Regions from separate parts of the Mus musculus genome. Here region 2 is linked to region 1. A link is a loop called in an ENCODE intact Hi-C map of the cell type or tissue named here. Cell type or tissue: heart. All regions are shown on one strand.

Evidence for each region. Hi-C counts contacts between places; a loop is a spot of excess contacts. Peaks named below come from ENCODE experiments on the same cell type or tissue, not always from the same donor. Only the 100,000 strongest peaks of a DNase experiment are listed, where the experiment ranks them.
Region 2: a loop joins it to region 1, with 3.0 times the contacts of the local background. A loop is called at or near these places in 8 of 42 quality-filtered maps.

The regions. Positions count from the first base shown.
Region 1 is chr3:121,733,742-121,738,741 of GRCm38, reverse strand. It overlaps F3 (coagulation factor III), which reads right to left. Exons shown (of 6, transcript NM_010171.3): 6 at 3,690-4,636. The coding sequence ends at 4,503. Among named protein-coding and RNA genes, the nearest start is that of F3, 13 kb to the right of the region's middle. In heart, CTCF peaks have their summits at 1,063 (motif pointing right) and 2,062 (motif pointing right); DNase peaks (open chromatin) are centred at 2,121 and 2,461; H3K4me3 peaks cover 696 bases; H3K27ac peaks cover 2,188 bases.
Region 2 is chr3:121,168,763-121,173,762 of GRCm38, reverse strand. It overlaps Rwdd3 (RWD domain containing 3), which reads left to right and starts at 2,068. Exons shown (of 5, transcript NM_028456.3): 1 at 2,068-2,171. The coding sequence starts at 2,087. In heart, a CTCF peak has its summit at 2,032 (motif pointing left); a DNase peak (open chromatin) is centred at 2,042; H3K4me3 peaks cover 1,206 bases; H3K27ac peaks cover 1,010 bases.

The DNA.
Region 1 (5,000 bases):
GTTACTATGGCTGAGATGAAACACCATGACCAAGAGTAACTTGGGGAGGAAAGGGTTTATTGGTTTACATGTCCTGAATCATAGTTCCCTGGAAGAAGTCAGGGGACGTCAAACTAGCTGGACAGGAACCTGGAGGCAGGAGCTGATGCAGAGGTCACGGAGGGATGCTGCTTACTGGCTCGCTCCCCATGGCTTGCTCAGCCTGCTTCCTTATAAAACCTAGGACCACCAGCTCAGGAATATCGCACCCACAATAAGTTGGCCCTGCCCCCCCCCCTATCAACCACTTATTAAGAAATGCTATTCAGGCTTGCCTGTCGGCAGCCTGATCTTATGGAGGCGTTTTCTCAACTGAGGTTCTCTCTTCTCAAGTGATTCCATCTTGTATCAGGTTGACCTAAGATTAGCCAGCAGCAGATGGAATTGTTTCTGTGTTCTGTCACTGGTGTCCTGTCTGCAGTGAATGGATGTTGGTCCATACCCTTCAGGAAAAGCCACACTGCAGTGGGAGATCACTGGTGTGCCTGGAATGATTTCTGCTGTCAAATAGGGAAAAGAGGTGGGGGGGGTGGAAATTAAAAATGAAGTCCTAAAACCCAGCATGTTATGATAGTCCTGTCCTTGGGCGTTGTGCCTTGTCATGAAGATCATGGTCAGAGCAGGGAGGAAGGAGGTGAGTAGTGGAGGCAGGGTGGCAGCCTTGCCTGGCAGGGTCATCATAGTGCCTCAAAGTGGAGTTGGGGAAGTGGCAGTTGCAACTCGTATCTTGTTTAACCCAAAAGCTGGCCAACTTCATTTAGATTGAAGGGGCATGGGAAAAGGAAAGACACTCTAATAATTACACCAGGGTCTTGGCCTCCTGAGCCAAGTTGTCCATTTCTTGAAATGGAAAAGACTGGAGAGAACTGGATTTGAAGGAGGTAGGGAATTAGCTTCTCTTTGGATGGTTTGAATAAAATCCCTGTGAGATGTCAAGTATGTTTTGTAAGTAGTTGGATCTGCAGGACAGCTGTGAACTTTTAAAGAAGTTGGGGCTACAGTGCATATTTGGAAGGCATCATAATTTGTTAGATGTTGCAGGCTTAAAGCATGTACACTAGGTGGCGCTTGGCCATGGGCTTGGACCTAATGCCAGAGTAACTGTTATGGAGGGGGGAGGGGGAGGGGGAGGGGGAGGGAGGGAGAGAGAGAGAGAGAGAGAGAGAGAGAGAGAGAGAGAGAGAGAGAGAGAGAGGAATGGAATGGACTTTTCAGCCTCAAAGTCCACCAGCAGCAACAAACTCCAACAAGGCCACACCCACCATGGCCAATCTTTCCCAAATAATGCCACCAGCTGGGAACCATGCACTTGAACATATGAGCCTATGGGGGCCGTTCTCATTCAAACCACCATAGCTGGCTTCTTTCTTTATGCTTGACTTTCATAATACAATGTTAGTTTGGGTATTTCTTTTTAACTACAAAGGACAGAAGGCTTGATCACAGGGAACAGAAAACCCAGCTCCAGCTTGCTAAAATAATTAGTTGGGTTTCCAGTGGTGGGGGCTTTGGGTGAAGTGTATTCCAGGAGTCTGTCACGTCCCCAACTTGTCTTCTCATTTTGCTCTACAGATCATCTGTGTGCAGCACCCAGTCAGAGCATCCTTTTGTGTGTGATTAAGTGAGGGCTCCTGCTATGTTAAACAAATGTGCATACTGGTCATTTGCGGGAGCCTCTCCTTAAATAGGATTGATCCCACTCTATTAAAGCCAAGATTATAATAAAGAAAAAAAGAAACAGCGAGGCAACAGTTGGGGGAAGAGAATGTGTTAAAGAGTACGTGTTAAATCCAGGAGCTCATAGGAAGGGCATTCAGAAATGAGTTTTCCCTAAGGGAGCAAGATGATTGTTTAAGAGAGAGTTGCTCTGACTCAGAGTTCAAAAAGAGTCTCTTACATATATGCCAAACAGTAATTTAAGATGGAAAATGTATCTGTAGAGAGCTTTCGAGTTCTGTTTAGTAATTAATATAGTATGCTTGATAGGCTCCAGCACAGGGAGGGAGACGTTCAGTTCGGCCCACTAGAGGGCAGCAGTTCGGCTGCAGAACCCGTTGTGTTGATTTAGGAGCAGCTGTCTCATGTCCACAACAAGGAGAGAGGGGGCCTGTGTGCAATGGTTAACGCTGGGAGTGGAACCTTCTGATTCCCGCAGCACCGCTACACCGCATCTATAACGACTTCCTCCTGCTCTACCTTGTTACATCCAGACCTGCTTTCAGTCTGCAGATAATTCAAATTCCTTAGATTATGAAGCTAGGGGATTACATAATGCTATAATTATTCCTGGCAGAGGAAGGCAAGGTCAGTCATGAGCTCCTGTAGCCAACTTTGCCCTTCGTGTGCTACACCGAGCTCTTTGTCCTGGATAAGTCATGTGAGCAGGGACTCAAGATAAGGCGTAAGGCCCCTCTCTGAGGACAAGGACACATGCTTGTCCTTTCTCTTTGGGACTCCACCACACACACTGGTCGCTGTGGTATCAAAAGCTGCACTGGTGCCCGCAGCGGGGCAGATGGAGCGCATTTGTTATTGAGTAAACAAAACCGACCAGTTAAGAGGGCCACTGGCAACTCCCCAGCCTTGCACAGAGGGAGGGAAGCAAGAGCAGGTTTGCCTGGCAGCCAGCTCAGAACACCATCATTCAGTTCAGATCTTCTTTCTGCGCAGTGTAGACTTTTGCTGCCTCTGAAGGACTCGCTCCGTTTCTCCGTTTTAGAAGTCACTGAGTCAACTCAGCATGACCGAGTCCTTGTGCTTAGTTTCCTCACATGAGGTCTAACTTGATCCTTCCAATTTTTATCAACAACAACAACAAAATCAAAGGCAGGTCTCTTTTTCTTTGAGCCTCCTCCAAAATGCAAGTGAGTGACTGGGGAGAACCCTAAGTCTGTACTAGATGGTCTCTCTCAGTAGGCTAGGTTTATCAGGCTTAGTCACGTGACTTGCTTGACTGGTGAACCAAAGTATTCGGTGGAAGTGTTAAGACTATGAATTCGAATGAGTCTAAGGGTCAAAGGGCAGGGATTACGAGGGAGGGACTGCAGGGAGGAAAGGGAAGGGGGGAAGTGATGTAATTATAATCAAAAAGTCATTTTTAAAAAGTGGCTTAAACATGGAAGGTGTAGCCGGGCGTGGTGGCACACGCCTTTAATCCCAGCACTGGAGAGGCAGAGGCAGGCGGACTTCTGAGTTCGAGGCCAGCCTGGTCTACAGAGAGAGTTCTAGGACAGCCAGGGCTATACAGAGAGAAACCCTGTCTCGAAAAACTAAAAAAAAAGGAAGGTGTAGCAGCCTGTTTTGCTGTTTTGTTTTGTTTGCCTTGGTATGGTTGTGCTTTGGGGGGGGGGGGGTGTACGCATGTATGTGTGTGTGTGTGTGTGTGTGTGTGTGTGTGTGTGTGCGCGCGTGCATGTGTGTGTGTGTGTGTTCACCTTTGCTCTGATCCAATAGAGACCCCTGCTTTGTTTCGGGCCTTGTAATGAGAAGACACCATTAGGAGCTACCACCTACCAACACTCACAAACACGTAGTCTAAGCGAAAAGTATATATTGTTGTAAGCCACTAAGACTGATAAGGTCAATTGTTACAGCAACGGAGTCACCTAATGTGAAAACCAAGAAGTAAATAATAAGTGGAAGATATAAATGCGATTGTCTCAATTCCCAATCACCTTTATTTATATAAAAGTATATTAAATAAATTATCTCAAAATATACAAATAGAAGCTATATAAATAGAAAATCCCATATACAAAACCTTTAAATTTTATGTAAATATATACAATGTTAACCATAAACATTTCTAAGTACCTTAAATCATAAAACTATATGTAGTTTCTTTGTATAGTAGTCGTATAAAAATAGAGTTGGCTGTCAAATGTTTAAACCCCATCATTGTCAGTTAAAGTGCTAAATTGTAGGAAAGTACAAATCACAAAGATGCCCCAAGCAGAAATATCCTGCATTTAACATGTTTATATGAAAGTTTGCCACTTGCTTTGAACTTCCAAAAGTACCTATTCGAGGGAAAAAACACCCAAATACCGCTTTATAAAAGTACGACTGTTAGAAAAGTCCGCCCAGTTCCCACTTTACTGTTCTACAGCCTATGAAATCAACTTCTCAAAGATTTTCCAAAAGCCCACCCAGGTTATATGAAAGGCATCTGTCCACTGGCTTTGCCTGGGTGACCTAGTGTCTTCCTGAGTGTAGACCATACAATCTAAAGCATTTGTGCAAAAGGCGCTGTAGTGTTAACCAGTTTGTACCGTTTCAGTTCGTCCTAACGTGACAAATGCTAGTGTTGGAATCAAAGCGTTAGCTGGAGTAACAGGCCATGAAGGCAGCCTCTCTGAGCTAGGATCGGCAGGCTCCACGCTCCATGTTGCACAGTTCCCATCAGAGCTCTCCGCAACAGTGCCGTGCAGGCAGTGTGAGCGTTAGCGGCTTCAGCCTTTCCTCTATGCCAAGCGCGACGGGGTGTTCTTCCCTTTCTGTCCCGCTCGGTTCTTTCTGCGCTTGCACAGAGATATGGACAGGAGGATGATAAAGATGGTGGCCAGGAGCACCACTGCTCCCACAATGATGAGTGTTTCTGAAAAGCAAAAACAGACAAACAAACAAACAAAAAAATAAATCAAAGATGTAAAGTCAACATGGAGGCTCGAACGCCACTTGCCGGTGGGCGTGACCCCAAATCATACCGTCCCGCCTTTTTGAAACCCGACATTTATTTCTTCCACTCTTTCTCTCATTCTTTGATTAAGAATTTATCTGACCTCATACGCTTGAGAGAAACTGACAGTGGCTACAGCATTAAATGAGCTACCCAAGGTTCCTGGACTAGAAAGGAGCCACGGGAGATGGATGGAAGAACACATGTTGGAAATGTAGTCCAAAAAACGACCCTGAGTTTGGTGGCAGAGATTATAACAGAAGATAAATGGGAAAGACAGAGA
Region 2 (5,000 bases), 560 kb after region 1:
TAGAGGTGGATAATATACTCTCACTGTTCACATCCACTTCACATTTAAATATCTAGAATTTCAGTAGCCGCTGACTAGAAGAAATCTTATTACAAGAAAAATGATTATGGTGCCGTAGCTTCAGAGATCTGCCAGGTACCTGCTATTTCCGTTGTGTGAGAAATGCCAAGCAGACATCACGCTGCCTCTGTGATGATTACTTCTAAATGTCAGAGTGCAAGAAATGTATTCGAGGGATTTCAGTGTCTCCGGGTAGTGTCAATTTAGAAGACAATTCACATGAACTTTTTATTTAAGCATGCTAAATGAAGTATGAAAAGCAGGTTAAGGAATCAACGGAGAAAGGAAAGCAAAGAAGAAACCCACTGACCAGAAAATTTTAAGTATGATAATAGATGGCTGTACTTTTACATCAATTCCCATGGACCCCTTACTGACAGTAGGCTCCGGTGATCGCCTCCTAATCCTGCTGACAATGAAATCACGCTGTTCGTGTTATTTCGTTCATATCACACATTGAATTTGAAAAATTAAAACAGGATGAGGGCTATTCAATTATTGTGTGGACCATTTAACAAATATGACAAATAATCAAATTAATATTTTCCATTACTTTTAGCAGTAACATTGGACTTTAAACTGAAAATTGAATAACAGAGTGGTGCTGTAAATCAAAAAGTGTAATCTTTTCCCCAAATCTCTCTAACAGTTAATTATGAACCCACTGAACTTGCTTGAACTGCTATTTTGGAAATAACTCAAAGGAACTATTTTTTTTTTCTTTCTTCTAATACAAATTGGTTACATTATAGATAATCATGTGTTTAAATAAACCTTTATCTTTCTAATTATTTGCACAGCACGGTTCCTAATTGCCTGGGGTCACTGAAATCTCAGGGCATCCCTGGAAAAGCTTTTCTTGTCTATCTCATCAGATTTCCTTTCTCTTCTTGGAAGCCAATTTCTCTTCCTTTTTTCAAATTGCCCTTTTAGCAATAGAAATGATGATTGGGATAGTAACGTGGCCCAGTTAAAATTATTCTGACTTGTAGAAGTCAGTGAAAGGAGTCACTGAAGACCTACTTAAATTCTTTGATGAACTCACAGAATGTTATTTCTGATACAAACCAGTGGCATGAGACCTCCCCGAGTGAGCCAAAGGACTCTTGGGAGCTGCAGAATTAAAAATTTTTATTTTGGGGGCGGGGGGAGTCAAATGCACCTAGACAGAACTACTTACCACAAATTAATTTTGCTTACTAAAGTCGAGGTTGAAACAGATGCATCACTCATTCTGTTATCCTATTGTTACTGCGAGTGTTTTGAAATTTAGGTCAAGATTCAAAGATGGTGATTTCACCATTAAGCTTCAGGGATCAGAGAGGTAATAGACACATTATGTTATATGCATCGAATATCACCTGAACCGAACCAAACCGAACCAAATCAAATCAACTCAAATCAAATCACTGTAAAGCTAGTTTTTGGCTTTGGACCCCATCTCTAAGGAGTCTCATCTCAGTCTTCCCTCTTCTTCATCTTGGACTGGAAAGAGGCCCTGGAATCTAGACCTTGTGTGTAATCCCGAGGCTAGTGACCAACCAGGTCAGTATCCTGGAGGTCATTATCGTTCTCTTTTCTGAAATATCCTGACCACGAGGGTCACTGACCCTCATGAGGACATGGAATTTGTGTTTTGCTCACTGTGGGATCTCAGGACACAAAGTTCAAAAGCCTGACAAGGGCTCGTTCGCCTTGTTTGGCTTTTCTTGTTTGTTTAGGTTTTTTTTACTCTCTCCATTTCCTCCTAGCCTGGTGAAGCACGGTGGGTTCACAGCCTGGTTGTTCTTGTAGGGGACTTTGGGGCTTTACAGGTCTCTCTCTGATCCAGAAAACCACAGAGGCCAAAACTCAGAAGGTTCTGGGCGGACACATGCCACGCCCATAAACACGCCCATCTCCCCGCCCCCCGCCCGGCGCCATCCGCAGCCGACCTGGCTGTGAGGCCGGGGCGCCCCCCAGTGACCGTAGGGGAGCTTTGCTCCGGGAGGCGGCGGAAGTGGCTTTGGGTTCTGGTCGCACGGATATGGTGGAGGAGGTGCGGCAGGAGCTCTCGGCGCTGGCCGCGATCTTCTGCGGGCCCAACGAGTGGGAGATGTTGAGCTGTTCAGGTGAATACCCTGCCTCTCACCCTGCGGCCACTGCGGGGAGTCGGGGACCCGGTGTCTTGTGGCCCTGGACAGGAGTAGGAGGGGACTGGGGGGTGGGGTTGGCCTGCGCTTGCAGTGCCCTCCCCTGAGCTCGCCCTCTCCGCCCCCCTACCCCGTGCTCTCCCGCAACTAGACGGTGCGCAGTGCCCTCCTCGTGAAACCCAGCTCCTCCAAATAGTCGGCATCCACCATAAGCATTTGTGTATCACGTCCCTGACAACAGGACGCTGTAGTTGGTTGTCAGCCACGTGGAAGGCAGTCAGGAAATGCTTGTTAAGGTTTGAACTCTCCAGAGTTAATTGCCTTTGACTTTATTATTAATTTTTTTTGTTGTTTTACTTAAAAATATTTTTATTTTTACGTTTTCCAGGCTGCTGAAAAATGGCAGCCGATTCCAGACTTCTGCTGGACGCAGCATGGAGACCTTCTCTTCTAACCCAGGCAGGGCACCGACCCTCTGAGAGTTTATAGTCTGTAAAGCTATTACTATTGTTGTTATTATTAATTGTTTTAAAAAGCTAAAATTTCATTCTTGTCTTGGCTTCCGTTAAGGAACCCAGACGCTCCACTCACACACTTTTAAATTTTTTTTTGGCGTATGTATGAGTGTTTTGCATGCCTGTATAGACCTGTATGCTGAGTGTGCCTGGGAGGCCTGAATAGGACGTTCAGGGGCTAGGAGTTACCGAGGGTTTGAGAGCCTTGCCTTAAAGGTGCTGAGAACTGAACCCAGGGAATAGTCAGTGCTCTTAACCACTGAGTGCCCCCAATTTCCCCCTTTTGGGAAAATGTGCTGATGCAAATTATTCTCACCCTCGCTGAGCTGTCAAATATGTCATGTACATTTTGAGGTCAGTGAGAGCCATCCCTCTACTGTTACAATGTAACTACGATTGTAATGGCTTTTCTGACCATAAATTGGCTTAGCTCTAGGAAGACAGTGTGAGATGTGCTAGACCTAAGGAAGCTATATCTATGATTAGGAGGGCTTTGGGTTTCCATAAGATAAGTCAGTGACCCCTTTCTCCTATGCCTTCTTGCATGCACACATCTACAGATCTTTGTGGTGATTTGACGTTTCAGGCCATGTGAACTTTCTAGAAAAATGGAGTTGCTCTCTTCTTAAGTGCCTAGACCTGTCTTGTATATTTTTGAAACTTCCTTAAGACCCCTATGAAAGGATTTATTGTAGGGATTTGCCACCCTCTTGTGATTGGGTAGCATCCTGATCGGTTAGCATCTCCTGTCTCCACAATTCTCTCTATTGGTAATTGCTTCTGCCGGAGGCAGCTATTTAAAGGGATCACTCGTGTCTCCGAGTTCTTGTATCGTGACTTACTTGCCAATATCTGGGAGAAACGAACCTGTGATGTCCTATGACATTTTAAAAAAATGGTGGTGGTTTGCATTATGACCAATCAGATACTGTTGATAGGTCAGAGAAACCCCCCAAAAAGAAGTGCTGAGAGAGAGGGGGAGGGGGTTGTCTTAATACTCTGAACACTGCGGCTCTTTATCTGCTCTTAAATTGAGCATGACTTCAAGTCATGCCTCCTAATTAATTTAATTCAGTGTTCTGGCATCAATAAGTAATTGAATTATAAAGGAATTCAGTGTAACAGCTTCGGACATTTTGTTTTCTAGAAGGTTCACTGAAGAGTAGAACAGTTCAGCGATTGAAGCAGGAATGATTGACACACTCGGGAGCTGTGAGTGAGGCAAACACCAAGTGTAGCAGGCTTCGTGGCTTCTACCCTCGCTGCCAGCGGCAGTTCGGGTTTCAGGGTGTCACTCTGTACCCATCATTTCTTCCCTGGCCTCCACCAGATAAGTCTCTCCTGTCTTAAGTGAGATTAGAAGAATATTGCAGAGGGCCTACATTTCTCTGTAAGACAGGAAGACCTGGGTTGACCCCAACGGCCAGCTCTTGAGGCCCTGAGCCGAAAAGTCTTGAATAGATGGGTTCAGTTTAGTGGGGAGTAATTTCTTTTAAGAGTTTTGAGGGAGTTTGCATCCTGGCCACTCATGTTAGAGTAAGTTCAAAGGAAGAGGCGCTGTGTGTAACAGTCTCTTAGGGCTGGAAATAATGTAAACACCATATTCCCAGCTTGGGAAAGCAGTGGAGTAGCCAAATCAGGGATATTCTGTTCTTCTCCATCCCACGAGTCAGTCCAGGTGCCAGGGTTGGTGTGGTCACCTTGATCTTCACGTGGGTTTTAAGGAGAGGCTTGCTTAGCTTAGTTTGCATTGAGGATCACTGATGGTCACATAGATTACATCACCACCAAGCTCCACAGGGTTGGGTTTGGCACTGGGTCCCACTCCTCTGTAGGAAAGGGGCTGGTGCAGGAAACGTTCTTACAGTAAGACAATCCATGATGCTGAGAAAAAAAAAAAACAAAACAGTGGCAATAGTGTGGGTGGGATCCGGCTTATATTCAGAACAATCGAGTTGGTGGTGGGAGGTCCGCATTCCCCTTCAAGCATACACGTGTGTGGTCCCTTCTGAAGGTGTTATCATCCATTTTCCGGGTAGAGACACGGAGAGTATATGGCTGTGCCCAGTGCCTGTTATAAATGGAGTCGCAGTTTAGAAGCTATCTCACAGGATTAAAAGTTGAAAAAGAGAGGACTCGCATAACAGCTTAACTGCATCACACAATAGGCTGGCGATAGCTTCCCAGTGGGTTTTGTGTTTTATTAACACTGTTGTTCAGATTGGACTCTGTCCCCCTGCAAAACTGTTACAGTGACATATTGACGTTGTTTGCCGATGGTCTTGGCTGAACT